Regions from separate parts of the Mus musculus genome. Here region 1 is linked to region 2. A link is a loop called in an ENCODE intact Hi-C map of the cell type or tissue named here. Cell type or tissue: left cerebral cortex. All regions are shown on one strand. Region 1 overlaps Xylt1 (xylosyltransferase 1). Region 2 overlaps Xylt1 (xylosyltransferase 1).

Region 1 (8,000 bases), 55 kb before region 2:
TCGTTATCATGGTCAGGGCATTTCTTCAAAACCCTCCATCAGCCTTCTGTTTATCAAGTGCAACCACAGGGACGCCGTCTAAGCAGGGTTTCCATGGCTGGGCATTTCAAGCAGCCCAAGGTGATCACACCAGAACTCCTCGGCAAGAAAAACAATATAATTCAATTTAGCGATAACGTAATTAATTAGGAAGCAAATTGTATTAAGTAGCTCTTTATTTTGATGGCACTCTATCAAGAACTTAGCAGCGCTGGGGCCTCTATGCTGCTTTCAGACCTGTTTACAGCACCAGTAACAAACAGCAGCTCGTGTTTCTGGAACGACATGGTGCTGTAGGTCCAAGGTCTAGGCTTGGTCATGTCTGATCTTGCATAAACTTTGCAACATGCCTGTGACATAGGCTTGTGGCATATGACAAGTCTTCTACGGGTGCATGTTGAATACGTGACCTTAGGCCCATCTCTCCCAAGGGCTGGAAAGAGTGGTTTAGATCCATGCAAGTTGGCCCTGGGCTCTGCTTCTTTATTGAAGAAGGCACTGCCCTTCCTTGGTAGAGCTTGGTATCAGTCTCTGGAAAAGGCACGGCGAAACGTTTAACTTTGTGAAGTGATGGTATCTGTGAAGAGTACACTCATTGGTAGTATTACAAAACAAAACCAAATATCTCCCTGGCTGGAAAGATGATTCAGTGAATGATCCTAGCACCAACATTAAAACATAACTGGGGTCTTATTCCTGCCTGTAATTACTGTTGTGGAAGATGGACAGAGACAGGAGGATCACTGGGGCTTTCTGGATGCCAGCCTAAGTCCAGGTTCAGTGAGATACCCCACATCAAGGGAGTCAGTGATAAAGCAGGGCACCGGAATCCTCCTCTGGCTACCGTGCATGGGCACAGGCACGTAACATACTGCAGAACACTGGGGCTTGAGTCTGTGTTTCTGGGTGTGGCTATGAACTCAGGAGCCACAGTGACAGGGGCTATATTGTCTGGTCTCATGATGGGTGGCTCATTAGCTTCTGTATTAGAATCTGAAGCATAACACTGCTTCAGGTCACCAGGGATGCCTTGAGGCGTCCCTCCTGTGTCTGGGCAGGGTAGCATCAGTCTCCTCCTGTCTACAGCACTCACTTTACCTTCCACAAATCCTTGGTTTTCTTTCGCAGTGTTCTCATGTTGCCCAGCATCTCCCCCCACCCAAACTTGCTATGGAATTGAGAAGGCCCTTGAACTGATCTTCCTGCCTCCACCTCCCAAGTAGTAGGATTAGAGGTGCACTGCACCATTGTACCTAGTTTAGGCTGTGCCGGGGATGAAACTTAGGGTGTCCTGTGAGACAAACACTACCAACTGAGCCAACCGTTAGCCCCCAAACCTTTCAGGAGCAACTGTTAAAACTAGTTGAGTCAGTGTGGTACAGTGGGCCATCCCTCTCAAACCCTCTTCATGCCATCCTGTCTGTTAAGAAATTCCACTAGGTTGGTGGTTGTGGTTCAAAGTCAGAACCACATACATCATTGCTAATGTGCTACTGTAGGGGTGACCTTGTGGGATGCTGGGGCTAAATCAGACCTAAGCTACTGGGCCTTGAGATTCTTTGGTCAAATGTGAAATCTGGTTCCCTTCTTATCTTCCAGTTGCTGGCTTTTTCACACCCCCTTCTTTTCTGCTTTCCAGTAAAGTCCAAAATAGAATGAAATTGCAAGTTGGTGTTGACCCGTGACTCTTTCTAGCCCGGAAGGAGTTGACTTTGGCACCCTTGGACGGTTCTGTTCACTTTTAGAAGGTGGCTCTGAGGAAGGTCTTTGTAATTTGTGTCTCTTTTCTCCGACTAAGGCTTTCTGCGCTTCTGATAGGTGTCATTGTGGGCAGATGCCTTGGCCTGGTTTCTGAAGCCCAATTTGGTTCTCACTGCTGTCTAAATCGGGTGTCTGGAAACCACAGGAAGCCGCCTTATTCTGCTAGCAGCTGAACGCGTCTCACACACACTACCGTGCTCTTGGCCAGAGGGTTTGGAAAAACCTCGGCAGTTTTCCAGGTGGGAGCTGCACATTGAGTTACTCATTAGCAAATGCACATGTGCACTTATGAATACCCAGCAGAAAACCTGAGCCCCGTGCCTGACCTAGGATGATGCTGATTCAGGGCTTAGAACAAACTTCAGAAACTGGGATTGCATTGCTCCTGGTACTCTGGGTAGAGTTAGCCCTTGAGAACTGGGATTATCTTTAAATACTCTATCCCTGAGTACTTACTGAGTACATGTCTCTGTGGTTACAAGGCAGTGTGTGTGTCTGTGTGTCTGTGTGTGTCTGTGTGTGTGTCTGTATGTATGTGTTTGCCTGTGTGTCTTTGTGTCTGTCTGTGTGTGTGTGTGTCTGTGTGTCTATGTATGTGTGTGTATGTGTCTGTGTGTATGTGTCTGCCTGTGTGTCTATGTATGTGTGTGTCTGTGTGTGGGTCTGTGTGTGTGTGTGTCTGTGTGTATGTGTCTGCCTGTGTGTCTGTGTGTATGTGTGTGTCTGCGTATGTGTGTATCTATGTCTGTGTCTGTGTGTATGTGTGTGTCTGCGTCTGTGTCTGTGTCTGTGGGTGGGTGATTGTGGGGAGCCGGGTCATGGTTTTTTCTAGATATCTTGCTTCCAACCTTATTTTTTGAGATGGGTCTCTCTGGAGCTCATAATTTCAGGCAGATTAGCTGGGCAGTGAACCCCATAGATCTTGCCTCAGCCCCTCTATGCCTAGGATTATAGGCACGGGCCACTCTGAAGCTTTTCATGAGAGTGCTGGGGTTCAAAGCCAGGTCCTCATGCTTATACAGAAAGCATTTAGCTCACTGAGTCACCTCCCCCTGCCCCGCCCCCCCGCCCCGCCCCCGCCCCGGCTGAGGCACAGGTAATATTAAAGCCAAGATCTCACAGGCATCTTAAAAGAAAGCGGTGCTGTCCCCATGTCAGGGAGCTGGAGACTGAGGCGCTAGCTCGGGGCATGAGATCTGGAAGTGACAGGAAGAAATCACACTTAGTTCCATGCACCTCCTGGAAGGTCACTCGGCTTAGGAGGCTCAGGTCACGTAGCACTGCAGTGAGCGGAGACCCACAGACTGGGCCTGCTAAAGTGGGGAGGAGGAAGAGGAGAATGAGAAGGAAATGGAGGAGTGAAAGGGAGGGGAGGAGACGAAAGGAAGGGGCTTTTAGAAGGTGCCTAAGACGGCCCTTGTGGGCAGGCTGTGGACAGATGGTCTGTTATGCCCCCTTCCCCTTCCTTGCTTCCTCTCAGCCTCCAGGCTGTGTCCAGTGATATTCACTGAATAGGCATTGGCAAATAAGGAGATGGAAAAATGACTTTTTGTTGCCTTGACTCAGACAAACCATCCTACTGTCTGGCATCTCCACTACTGTCCCGACCCTTGACCCCACAGATGAGCGTAAGGGAATTTGGGTGTCTGCCTCTTTGCCTTTCCAGATGAGCACAGTGCTCTCCAGATGCTGGCTGCCTTCTCAACCTGCATCTCCTCGTTTCTGCTGCTCCCAGGTTTCCTAGGCCCCAGTAGTGTTTGGGTGGCAAATGATAGAGATCAACTTGGTCTCTTCAGGGCCCTCAGAGTGAGCTGGAAACTCCTAGAGAGTTCACAGAAACTGGTAGAGTCCTTGGAGAGAGCAAATGCTGTTCTCTGGCTCACACAGCCACGAGTTACCTCAAGAGCTGTGGAGAGTTTGCAGATCTTGAAGATACGTTGCTGGAGTGTGGAGGCTGCTTCACCTGAGGCTTTCTTCTCATGGGTGCCAGCAGTGCCCTCTAGCACATAGTAGGTGCTCAATAAGTGTTTGGTGTCTATGTGCTGAACTCACAAATAGGAGCTGACTTCAAGTGGCCATTCTCCTGTGTCTGGCTATGGTTACAGGTACAAAGAAGGAAGAGAGTTGGAACAGTAGTTTCTATTACTCTATTTCTGGCTCGTGTTATGCCCTGGGGCTCCAGATTTGGCCTCTGCTGGCTTCAAGCCCACTTCTCAGCCACTATAGATGACAGGGAGCCTACTTGTTCTGGTCTAGCCTGAGTACCTCCTGGCTCATAGGCCCCAACTGTGAATGGATGTCTGTGAGAAGTTGCATCAGCTATCCTGGCTGCCCACAGCAGCCGAGGCCCTCAGAGGAAGATTCCAGAAGCCATCTTGGCTTCTGCTCTCCTGAATTCCATCTCCCCAGGGCTCCCAGTGGGTGAGAACAAGGGCTAACTGTGACAGAGCCCTGCACCTCTGGGTAGGGTGTGTAGCGGATGGAAAGTCAGCCGCCTTGGCCTTGTGACTCGCTTTATACCGTGGCTTCTGAAACCCTTCTCCCGCCACCGGGCCTTGGCAGCCACATGGAATCCCAAGAACTGAGCGGGCCTTGTGTCTGCTGGGAGGAAAGATGTGAAAATGAGGGCTGGAGCAGACACAGGGCTCCAATGCCAGGAGAAACAGAGCACGGTGTTGTGTGCAGGAGGCCGAGCTGACAAGAACCACATTCAGTGACTAGCAGGACTTGGCTCCATGCTGTGGAGGCCTCCTAAGCACAGGGCGACATTGATCTTAGAGGTGTCTGTGGCCTGGAGAAGGAGCACAGGAGGTGAAGCTGTCTACTCAGGCAGGGGGGTTCTGCACACTGACTTTCCAATCTGGTGGTGATACCATCTTTGGTATTGTGTGTGAGTGGCGTCCCCAGAAGTGCGCAAAAGGATAGCTTGTCCGAAGATGGGTTGGGGACAGGGATGTGTGCATTTTATGCCTCTCTTTCTGAGACAGGAGTCTCATGGAGCTGAAGTAGGCTTCAAACCTGCTGTGGTAACTGTCTGATCCTCCTGCCTTCATCTATCTAAGCTGGGATTACAGAGGTATACTGTATGTCTGGTCTATGTGGTGTGGAGGCAGGCGGGGGTGGGGGGATTGAACCCAGGGCTCCATGCAGGATAGAAGGCACTCTACTCACTGAGCCACAATCCTACCTGTGCCCTTTTTGTAGCTCTAGGCTGCTTTTGCATGGCTGTGTGAGCAGAGTATTCTTTGTGTGCATGTTCACATATGCTGGAGTGTGTGCTAAAAATGTTCCTGAGACAAGGAGGCAGCGCACATTTCAAGCCCGACTTCCCCGGTTGCTTACCATATAACTCTGAAGGATTAGTCTGGCAGTAGCCAGCCTTGACTTTCTCCCCATGTGGAATGAGTGGGCACCACACAGGATAGGGCAAGTGTTTCACTATGGCAGTGCCTGGCGCTGGGTGAGCTGGTGATGAGTTCCCTTCTGTTGCTTTGATGCTGTGCTGTGTGTGCGCACACCGCAGAAGTGTGCAAACGAGAAGCTCTGTGGGCCGCATATCACGCTGACAGCAGTGACAAGGACATCTTTTCCTCTTTCCTTCTACGGGAAAGGGCCGTCAGTTTTTGCTCTGGTGGGAGGAAAGCTGAAGCCCAGGAGCCTTTGGTTACTGATGGGACTGCCCAGCTTGTCTACTTGCCAGCTCTAGGGCAGGGTAGTGGTGTCTGTCCTTTTCCGAGTCCCCCGTGTTGATTTTGTCTCACATATGTTTGTCATGCTATTTGAGCTTTCAGTCATCCCACCTCCAACACACACACATACACAGGTAGAAATACATACAAGCTCACGTATGAACATACACATAAGCATATACATGCATATAGAAGTATAATCATACACATAAGTACACACACACACACACACACATATATATATATATATATGCACTATAATCTCATGCTGTACCCAAATCTCTCCTCTCTCTCTCTCTCTCTTTCTCTCTCTCTCTCTCTCTCTCTCTCTCTCTCTCTCTCGTTACAAGATGCTCCAGATTGTATCTGAAGTCTATCTTAAGCAGTCCCCAGCAGTGCTCAGGCAGCATCTGTCCTAGCATGCCACCTTCAGGACCTCCTCAGTCCTTAGGTTCTCCCTGTGAGCATCACCTTCTTGGAGCCTGGTAGTGGCTATTCTCTCTTTCCCACAGGAGGCACCTGATGCATGCTGGGAGACCAACTCAAGGCATCATCAGCCCCTCGGGTGTTGGGGCTGAGCTCACAGGGCACTCTCTAGGACCCATGGTGTGTGGCCCACCCCATGTACCACACAGCTTCATCTCATCACCTCTACATAGGAGTGACATTTTCTAGCAACACTCCCGATAGTCGCCCTCAAGTTGGAAGCCCCTAGCTTCCCTTTCATTTTGTATTTCCTTATGTTGAACCATCCAGTAGCATGTTATAATGAAACCCACTGCTTTGTATGATACTCTTAACAATCAATCACAGGGGGAAAATACGAACACAGTCTGCCATGACCAGCCATTCTAACCAACTGCAGTTTCCACAACATCGTGGTCTATACCCATCATTTTAAAAAGATTTACATTTTGTAAACACTTTAAAACCTAAAACATACCTGTGGGTTGAATGTATGTGTGGTGGTACATGCCTATAATCCCAAAACAGAGGAGGCTGAGGAAGAATTCTGAGTTCGAGGACACCGGGGCTATATAAAGACAGCTCTGCTCTCAAGGAACACCCCCACCCCCACCTCCCCTTACCTCCTCCCCCCTAAAGAAAATTACACACCTAAAGTGTGTTTAGGATTCATTTTCACTGCTGCATATTTTATTGAGTTCCTGTCCCTCAATTAACATCTCAGTTCCCCAATTATGAACATTTAGATTTCTGTTACCACTGTAAAGAAATAATGCTGTAAACATCTTTGAACACATGGCCTTTTAATTGTATTTTCTCAATGTGTCGCTGCCTCAGTGTTTTCAAGCCTGATATAAAGGAGTCAGCCTTGCTAAGGCACTTGATGTAATAATGACACCCCAGGACCACAGTAATAATAACTCCCGTAGCTACTAACCCTTCATGGGCCAGGCAGGCAGGCAGTATCTTTCCCTAGTGCTTGCTGGAGAGTCTCATAGTTACTCCCCTAATCCCTGGAGGTGAGATGTTCCCAGTTGCGTTACAGATGCAGGCTGGGAAATAAAGAGCAGCCAAAGACCTGGATGGGAACACAAGAGGTGGTGTGAAAGGAAACTCTTCAACGTTGTTCATCCAGCTAAGCACCCAGACCTCTAGCTCCCTGCAGACTCAAGTCCCAGGGAGCTGCTCTCACTCCAGTGCGCCCCTCTTCCTTCAGGGAGATAGCCCAGCTCCATGTTGGGACACCCAGAACCCTTGAGGCTGCATGGTGGGGGCTGCAGAGGTGGGTTCTTGCTTCCCTGTGCTTCCTCCTTTCTGACATCCTCCCATCTCCAAGGCCCCAGGGTTCCCTAGCATTAGCTACAACACAGGAATCAAGCCATGCAGTTTGCTGAAAGGATGTTTGAGGTGGCTCCAGACACTCTCTTCACTTTCCACACTCGTCCTTCTGCCCTGAAGGCCTGAGGCAGAGGATGCTGAGTGTCAGGAGAGAGCTTAGGCTGCGACCTTCTTGTCCGTCCTTCAGTGAGGACCGCTTAACTAAATGGCAGATCTTAGTGACGTTTGTGGCCAGACTCTTAATGCCTCATGCATAAAACAGTGCTTCTGGGTATTTTTTCCCTCTTAACCCAGGAATTGTTTGTTTTATCTCCGGCAGTGTGTATTTATTATATCAGAAACAGAAGACATTGATCTGAGATGAAAAGAAAAAAAAAAAACAAAACATGGTTTCCAAAGAGACTGTCAGTGGCTTAAAATTAATCAAGGCGCAGGTGTGGGTGGTAGGGGGAGTAGGGGACAGGGGTGTACTTGGTGGTGATTAAATCTCTTCCATTTGGCTATGGGGACAGCACCACTTTTAGAAGCAGGTTAAGGGGATGAAAATCTGAATTGGCATATCTATAAACAAGTTATTACTTCAGCCGCGGGATAATTTGTTGAGAAAATGCCATTATTTTCCCAATCTAGGTCCCCGGGAGAGCATGGCTGGCACAGAGCTGACTACTGCCCTTGCATGTTGATACCCAGGCAGTGTCTCGGAGCAGG
Region 2 (8,000 bases):
CCATTCTTGACAGATGCTGGGGTAAGGGATTGAAGCATTTGCTGAAAAGGGTATTTGCTGGTTCCTTGCTTCCTTTCCAGGATTTCAAGTCTCACTTAGATTCTCTGCCCCCTTGAAACAGAGAAAGCAAGTAATTGTCCTAACACTGCTCGAGCACCCAGCTATGTGCAGGCCACTATGGTAAGTTCCCCACAGGAGTAAACTTACTCAATCTCTATGCTAAAAAGGTTTCAGAAACCCCTGTGAGATTGTGTGGCTGTCATCAAGCTTGTAAAGAAAAAGAAGGAAACTGGGGAGAGACAGTTAAGTCACCCAAGGTCATATTGCCAGCAAGTGTTGGATCTTAGCAGAGCTCAGCCATCATGGCACAGTGGGTGGATTTAGTAATAGCTGTGACTGCCTTTGAGGCTCAACCACTCTGTGATATTTTAAAAGCAAAAAAAATCAATGCATTCTTTGGGGAGTCAATGGTCTTGGCCCAGGCTCAGGGTTATGCCTGGGCTCGTGGCCCAACCTGTGGTATGGCAGCTGGACACAGAGCTCTGTGCTAGACCTCTGGAAGATAACCAAGCCACAAGCATGTGAAAAGACATGCCCAAGGCCACATAAGAAAATAATACCACCTATTTACACGCTGGGTTATGTTTCCCTTTGACCAAGTACACAAATGAACTGCCCAGCTGAGCTAAAGATTTGACTCTGGCAGTGGTAATAGTTCGAACTGCGGGTTGGCTGAGACAAGGTATATATGGATGGATGGATGGATGGATGGATGGATGGATGGATGGAGAGCAGAGAGAATGAGAGTAATGGATGGGCAGATACATAGTGAATAGATGAATAGAAGGTGTTATGGATGATAAATGGTGGTAGCTAAATGATGGAGGAATGGATGGATGGATGGATGGATGAATGGATGGATGCTTGGGTGGTGAATGGATGGATGTTATTGTAAAAAATGGAGGAATAGAGAACTGCATAGAAGGAAGGATCCAGAGTGATACATATATGCAGAGATTGAGTGATGGATTGTTAGATGCCATTCAGATGATGGTGATAGATGATAGACAGACAGACAGGCAGACAGATATGTGATTGATATATAGGTGATTGATAGATATATGTTAGATGATTGATAGATATGTTAGATGATAGATAGATAGATAGATAGATAGATAGATAGATAGATAGATAGATAGATGATATACAGATAAATGGCAGGCCGATGATGAATATGTAGGTATGTAGATCTCTCTCTCTCTCTCTCTCTCTCTCTCTCTCTCTCTCTCTCCCTCCCTCATTCCCTCTCTCTCATATACATATACAGGCAGCCAAACTACCTCAGTTCATTTGTTGGAAATCCTTAGCATGCACCAACTAGTGCTTTGAGTACCAGGGGTAGGATATGCAGGAGCCAGTACTTTGACTCCTGTGAGCCCACAGTTTAGAGCAGGTCATTGTCACCATTGTTCTATCCCTTTGGCATCTGGAAGAAACTCTGCCATTCAGTCTCTGAATAATATTCCAAAAGAAAAGTAGATGCATTGTAAGGCAAAGGTAAACATCTGTCTCAAATGCTGCTACAGAATATACATAAAGCCAGAAGTCTGCAGGAGACCCTGTGCTTGTCTGCATTTTAGCATGCTTGCTAACTAGACTTGGCAGCAAACTTATTAACTACTGTCATCTAGAAGAGAGAGAGGTAAATAGTAACCTGAGGTGTCTGCTGCCAGGTAGTGTGACATGAACATGTCTGCAGCTTGTATCAGTGTCGAGGTCTCGGGTACTGGCAACACCATTGCAGCTATATTCATAAATGAAGGAACCAGAATTAGCAAAAATAATGCCTGTGTAAATACAAGTTCAAAGACCCCAGCACACTCTCTCCATAGACTCCTAAGTCCATAGCTTCCTAGACAGGTCCTGGGAGGTTATTGAGACATGTTAGTGTAGATGTGTCGCTAAGTTCCCACAGAGTGATCATGTGCAAGACTACTACTACTACTACTAGTAGTAGTAGTAGTAGTAGTAGTAGTATTTACCTGGGCACATGTGTGGAGGTCAGAGGACAACCTAATAAGATTAGTTCTTTTCTTCCATCTTTATGTGAATTCCAAGGATCAAACTCACGTTGGCAGGCTTGTATCATTGTGCAGCAAGCCCCTTTACCAACTGAGCTAGCTCACTATCTTCTGGCTTTCTTCTCTGTTTATAGCTGGATCTTTGTATGTCAATTTATGTCCATGTGGGGAATGGCACCTGGCACCTTTGAGCAAGCTAGGAAAGTACTCAGTCACTGAGCTACATAGAGTCCAACCTATGGGAAGGGCCTATTGATGTTCCTATCTGTGAGCTCTTGTCCATTTAGTGATAATGTTTGGCACTCCCAACAGAACCCCAGGGACTGGCTCCCTAGCGAAGCAGCTGTTTACAACATGTTCCAAAGGGTGAGTGAGAATTAAGTCAGGATCAGAACATATCCTTCCATACAGATAAAGCTGTTCCTGAAAACAGAGGTGGAGCGTGAGCACCAACAGGAAAAATTATAGGAAATTATAGGAGCTGATGGCGGCAAGGAAGCCGGGGGCAAGGGTCAGGGATTAGCATGTGAGGTGGCTGATGCAGAAGGAAAAGGCTTAAGTACCAAAGACCACATCAAGAGGCCCTAAATCCTCCTGTAGGTGATAGAGACCCACCAAAGGTGTCTGAACAGGAGAACCACTCACTAGGAGATCAATCTGAGATCCTTCTGCTGCTGTGTGGGAATGGGTTGTAGAGGTGAGTTTGGAGACAGAGGGGACCAAATGAGGACATTGGAAGAGCTTTCATGGTGGGTGAATGGGATGTTGACAAAAGGAGAAGAAAGAACATAGTTAAGGAGCATTAAAACAAAAATGTAGGTAAAGTGCTTGCTAACTATTCATGAAGCCCTAAGTTTGACAGCTGACACTGCACAAAACCAGGTGTGGCGCTACATGGCTGAAATCCAAGCGGTTGGAGCAAGGGGACAAGAGGATTAGAAGTTCAAAGCTGCCCTTGTCTACAGAGTGAGTTTGAAGTCATCCTGGGCTGTATATGACTCTTAACCTCAGAGAGAGGTGCAGTGTAGATAGGCAAGAATCTTACATGTGCAGGATGAGTTCAGGGGAATTGAGTTAGGAAATGGGTCATTGGGTCAATGGGTCAATAGTGGGCAGGTCTGCAGTGAGGAAGGAATTGTCCTCGGAGACAGCGGTCAAGAGCATGAGGGTCTGAGAGTCAGACCCAGGCTTATCTCACCCCTTGCTGTCTTTTGTGTGGTAGGGTTTGACTTTGACCCCAGGATCTCATATGTACTAAGAAATGTCCTGTGGAGGTTCTTTTATCTGTCTCCCTAGGAGACAACGTCTGCAGAAGGCTGGGGAGGGCACATCTCTGGGCTTGTCAACACAGACTTTGGCACCTAAGAACTCCAGGAAAATTGTTCCTTGTTCAGTCCATGGAAGATCCTCATAGGTCACTTTCTTCTCTTGACTGTGAATACGAACGAGTTAGACTTACCTGCTTCTTCAAAGGAAAACTTGTTTTGTTGGTGTTGGGGTTTTGTTTGGGTTTTGGGTGTTTGTTTGTTTGTTTGTTTGGAGGTTTTGGTTTGTTTTTGGTTTGTTTTGTTTTGAGGGGAGGCATTTGTGGGCCCTTATGGGCTGAATATTAATTTTTTATCCCAGCTGCCGTGTATTATGTAAGATCTTATAATATTTCATTATGGCTTTTTTCCTAGATATCACAGATGCAGAATATTTTATTCTGGAAGTGACTGTTAACAAATTTGTCACTCACTTCTCCTGTTGGGAAAGCTACAAGGCCTGTCATCTGCAGGGGTGTGTGAGCTTCCTCAGCTGGCACTGACAAGGTCTCAGGACTAGGGAAGGCTGACTGTGATGCAGAGATCTAAAAGAAGCCCACACCGTGGGGGTGGACACCAGCCAGGATAACCAAACTCAGCCAACCAGAACCATGCACAAAGGAAACCCTTTCTGTTTCCTCTCAGAAGGCTAAAAGACAAAGAGTGGAGAAAAATTGCACTTTATAAAGGAAGAAAAAGAAAAGTTGTCCTGGCCGTCTCTCAGTTCAAGTTCAGATTGCTGCCCCTCCACCCTCGGCACCCCAATAGCTACATGTGGGACCTCCAGTGTCCTTTCGGTCACGTCATAAAGCAGAAGTTGAACTCGATGGGGGAGGGGCTGCTGACTTTAGCTGGGTGAGGATTCCCTATGGAATTTACATGGGCTAGAGCTGTCTTCATCCTTTACAAAGTCTGTGTATCTCTCTTAGTCTTCGATATCCCAGAGAAACACATGCGTGTGTGTGCTCATGCACATGTACACACACACTCACACACACACACACACACACACACACTTCCCATGCCAGCAAGCCATAGGGATATATGATCAGTGTCCCTTGATTGCCATTGGCCACTGATCTCTTTTTCTTCCCTTTCTGTTAATCTCTCTTAGACACTAGACATTCGCTCATAATGTAGCATTATCTAGGAAATTAGATTGTTTTACTTCTCCTGCTGGAAAAGCAGTCTTAGCACAGTGCTGGACACTCTGGGAGGTGTTGTTAGTGCCTGGCCACCTGGCTTTCTGGAGGTGACTCAAACACTACCATTTCTGTCCTTGCTTTGAAAAGAATCATAACTCCACAGCCCAGCAAGTTAGGTCTCAGCACAAAACTTGAGTTGCAGCGGTATCCACCATTGGCTCACCTCCACCTTTTCCCGTAGACCAGGCACCCACCCTGGATGCTTCTTCTAGTCCTTGGTTCCTGCCCCCTTCCATCCAGAACAAGCTCAAGACTCCCCTTCTCCTCAGCAGCCTTTCACGGTGTGTTGGGAGGAAGCTGGTGACTCACAAGACGAGTTTACGAACAGCAGGAGCAAACTTTAAAGACATTAATAGCTCAGTGTGTATTTTCCTACTTACATCTCATTTGTGGCAAATTAGACTAGTTTTCCTTCCAATATATGGGTAATGTTTCTTTTTTAAATAAATTCACCAAAGTAGAAATACCAGTGGGCTGACTAGAGAGCACTAGAAAATGAAAGAATTCTCCCGCCGCACAGAAGATCAGGAAGAAGAGCAGACGGCTGATTTTTTTTTTCGGTTTCGAGACAGGGTTTCTCTGTGTAGCCCTGGCTGTCCTGGAACTCTGAACTCACTTTGTAGACCAGGCTGGCCTCGAACCCAGAAATCCACCTGCCTCTGCCTCCCAAGTGCTGGGATTAAAGGCATGTGTTACCACTGCCCAGCTCAGACGGCTGATTTAACATGGAGAAGGTGGGTCTCTTACTTGCTGGCCCCTCCTTCTACACCCCGTAACGTATCAAGAAAGAATTTTGTTTCTTTTTCTGAGTCAGATTTTTTATAAGCAAAATAGGCTTAATAATGTCTGCACCTATATCAGCCAGCAGATAGGGGTATTTGTTTTGTTTTGTTTTGTTTATTTGTTTGCTTTTTGTGGTTTTGTTTTGCCTTGCTAAAAGGCATATGTCTCTTAGGGACTGTCTTTGTAGGTATCATCAATGGATTGTTAGTACAAAAAAAAAAAAAAAAGGCCTCCTTGGAGAATTCTCTCAGCCCCACCCCCTCTTGTCTCTAACTTGTGAGATCACTCCAATGGAGGATGGGGGTGGTGTTTGCCTATCAGAGACAGAGAGCTTGAAATGAAAATCACAGAGCTCAGCTCTCACCACAGCCACTTTCCTGCTGAGGAAGACCTTGGAAACTATCGCTGTATCACTGCGGTCTGAAGCCCCCTGGAGCCCAGGCTCAGCTCAGCCATCAAGATGCACCTATGGGAGAGATGCTTAGATGCTTAGCAAAGGACTATTAACTGATGACCAAGTTCTAGTAACAGCCTGTCTCATGTGGCTGTAACAAAATGTTTGAAGCTGGGTGAGATGGAGAGTAATCAAGGAAGCCATCTGATGTTGGTCTCTGGCCACATGTGCATACACAGACACTTGTTCACACACCAAAGAGATTAAAACAATCTCACCATTTAAAATGTTTTAGGTCTCAGACATTTTGCTATCGACTACACACATGATGGTATTTTGGAAATTTGATTGGATCAGTGTCTCCCATTGCTTCCAACTTCTGTTTTACAATGGGACAGTCAGGCCCACATGTGGCTCTCAGGGTGTTGCGGGAGAACAGGTGGAATCTGGACTTGAACCGAGAGATGACCAGGAAAACATAGCCTTGGTAAGTTGCAATTTTCCACAACTCTTTGCCTAACAGTCTTCTGAGAGGAAACAAAAAGGATTTCCTTTGTTGATGGCTCTGGTGAGTTCAGTGTAGTTAACTGGCTTGTGTTCCCCTGAGCAATGTCCCCTGTCCTGGATGCATGTGTGCTTAGCCCTCAGTGTTGGTCAGCTGTGCTCTGCCTAAGGCTTCTGCTAGGGTTTATGTAAGGAGAGGGGAGGCTAAAGGATTCAGAGCATTTGTGAGCACACACGTGACTATTAAGGGTCAAGGGTGTACATTCTGGACACTCATGGCTGGCTGATCTGAAATTAATTTAGGTACTAAATACTAAACTCCAGATCTCTCAGCCCCTATTGCTTCTGGATTCTAGCATATTTGCCCTGTGGGGTGGGCCTTTGTGATGTGGCCTCTGAGATACCTTGCTGGGTTAACCCATCTCTTCCTGGAGGCAGTGTTGTGCTTTAGCGCACTGGCTTTGACTCAGAGATGATTTCAGCATCACACCAAAAGTAGAACGACCTGACAGGGACGGCTTACTAGTCATGTGGACTCCCTGAGAGGGGCCACACCGCAGGCCATATCTAGAAGCCGCCCGCCCGCTCTGTGGCGCAAAGCTGAGGCCGTGCTATTGGTTCCCACTGAAGGGTGTGATCGCCTTGTCAGGAGAATACTGTGGCTGTCAGTAAATGGAAGCCCAGCCTGAACTGCTCCTTGTGATCAGAACTGTTTGGTGAGGGCTCCTTAGCCAGGAAGCAAAATGGACAGAGGAGTTTTTGTGAGACCACCCAAGGCTGTCCTGTTCCATCACTCCCACTCCTGCCTATGTACCACAATATATAAAATGTCAGCTCAGCCCACAGTATGGTGGGAAAGAGTTTATGAGAGAATATCTGGGCTTGGATCTTGGCTTTACTGTGCAGTAATAGCTGGCTTCTTGCATCTTAGATACTCCTGTAACCCCTACCTGTGTGGATCCATGTGGAAGAGCATGTATGTGTATCTGTGCCCGTGGTAACACACACGCGCGCGCGCACACACACACACACACACACACACACACTCAGGCATGTATCTACACATATGCACACATAAACATGCACATACCAGAATACATACACATAAAAACATACATGAAATATTACATAGGTATTTCTTCATCACAGAGTACAGCTACAGCGTCCACTCCTTCAAAAAGTAAAAACATAACCACAGCCAAATCAAAACCAGCCGTGGCTGGGAAACAGATGTGTCAGGCAAGCAGACCAAGGCCTTCAAGCCAAAGCTTACATCTGGCCGTCCTCAGCCGATCTCCGCTGACTCCATTTGGACCTGGTTTGTGTGGCTAGAGGCAGACATTGGCTCATTCTGTTCTGGGGCCAAGGACCATGAGTGTTCATTTATGTTGTTCTAAGAGGACATTGCCTGCCTCCACCCTTGTTCTGACACCGTGACCAAGAACATCACCTCAGGGTGGTGAGGGTGAGACCTGGCCTGGAGACAGCAGCTCTGAGAGGATTTGCTTATAGCCTCTGGAGCCATCACACTCTCCCAGCCTTGGGGTGTTGCCATCTTGACTGAAGATGTGGCCTTGCCTGTGTGTGGTCAACTGACGGATGAGACTCAACAGAATGGCTGCCAGTAACCAAGCGATCATCTAGGGCCCAGCAGAGTATAAACGGTGCCTTCATACAAAGCAGATGACGATTTGATGCTTTCAATTGCAATGACCATCTTTGGCCAAAG

The links. Peaks named below come from ENCODE experiments on the same cell type or tissue, not always from the same donor. Only the 100,000 strongest peaks of a DNase experiment are listed, where the experiment ranks them.
Region 1: a loop joins it to region 2, with 2.0 times the contacts of the local background. A loop is called at or near these places in 2 of 42 quality-filtered maps.

What each region holds. Positions count from the first base shown.
Region 1 is chr7:117,431,867-117,439,866 of GRCm38, forward strand. The region is part of intron 1 of Xylt1 (xylosyltransferase 1); the gene reads left to right. Among named protein-coding and RNA genes, the nearest start is that of Xylt1, 55 kb to the left of the region's middle. In left cerebral cortex, no CTCF peak of the experiment used is centred here; DNase peaks (open chromatin) are centred at 1,954, 4,398, 5,227 and 6,990; H3K27ac peaks cover 1,898 bases.
Region 2 is chr7:117,486,797-117,494,796 of GRCm38, forward strand. All of the region lies in intron 2 of Xylt1 (xylosyltransferase 1), which reads left to right. Among named protein-coding and RNA genes, the nearest start is that of Xylt1, 110 kb to the left of the region's middle. In left cerebral cortex, no CTCF peak of the experiment used is centred here; DNase peaks (open chromatin) are centred at 3,914, 4,961 and 6,856.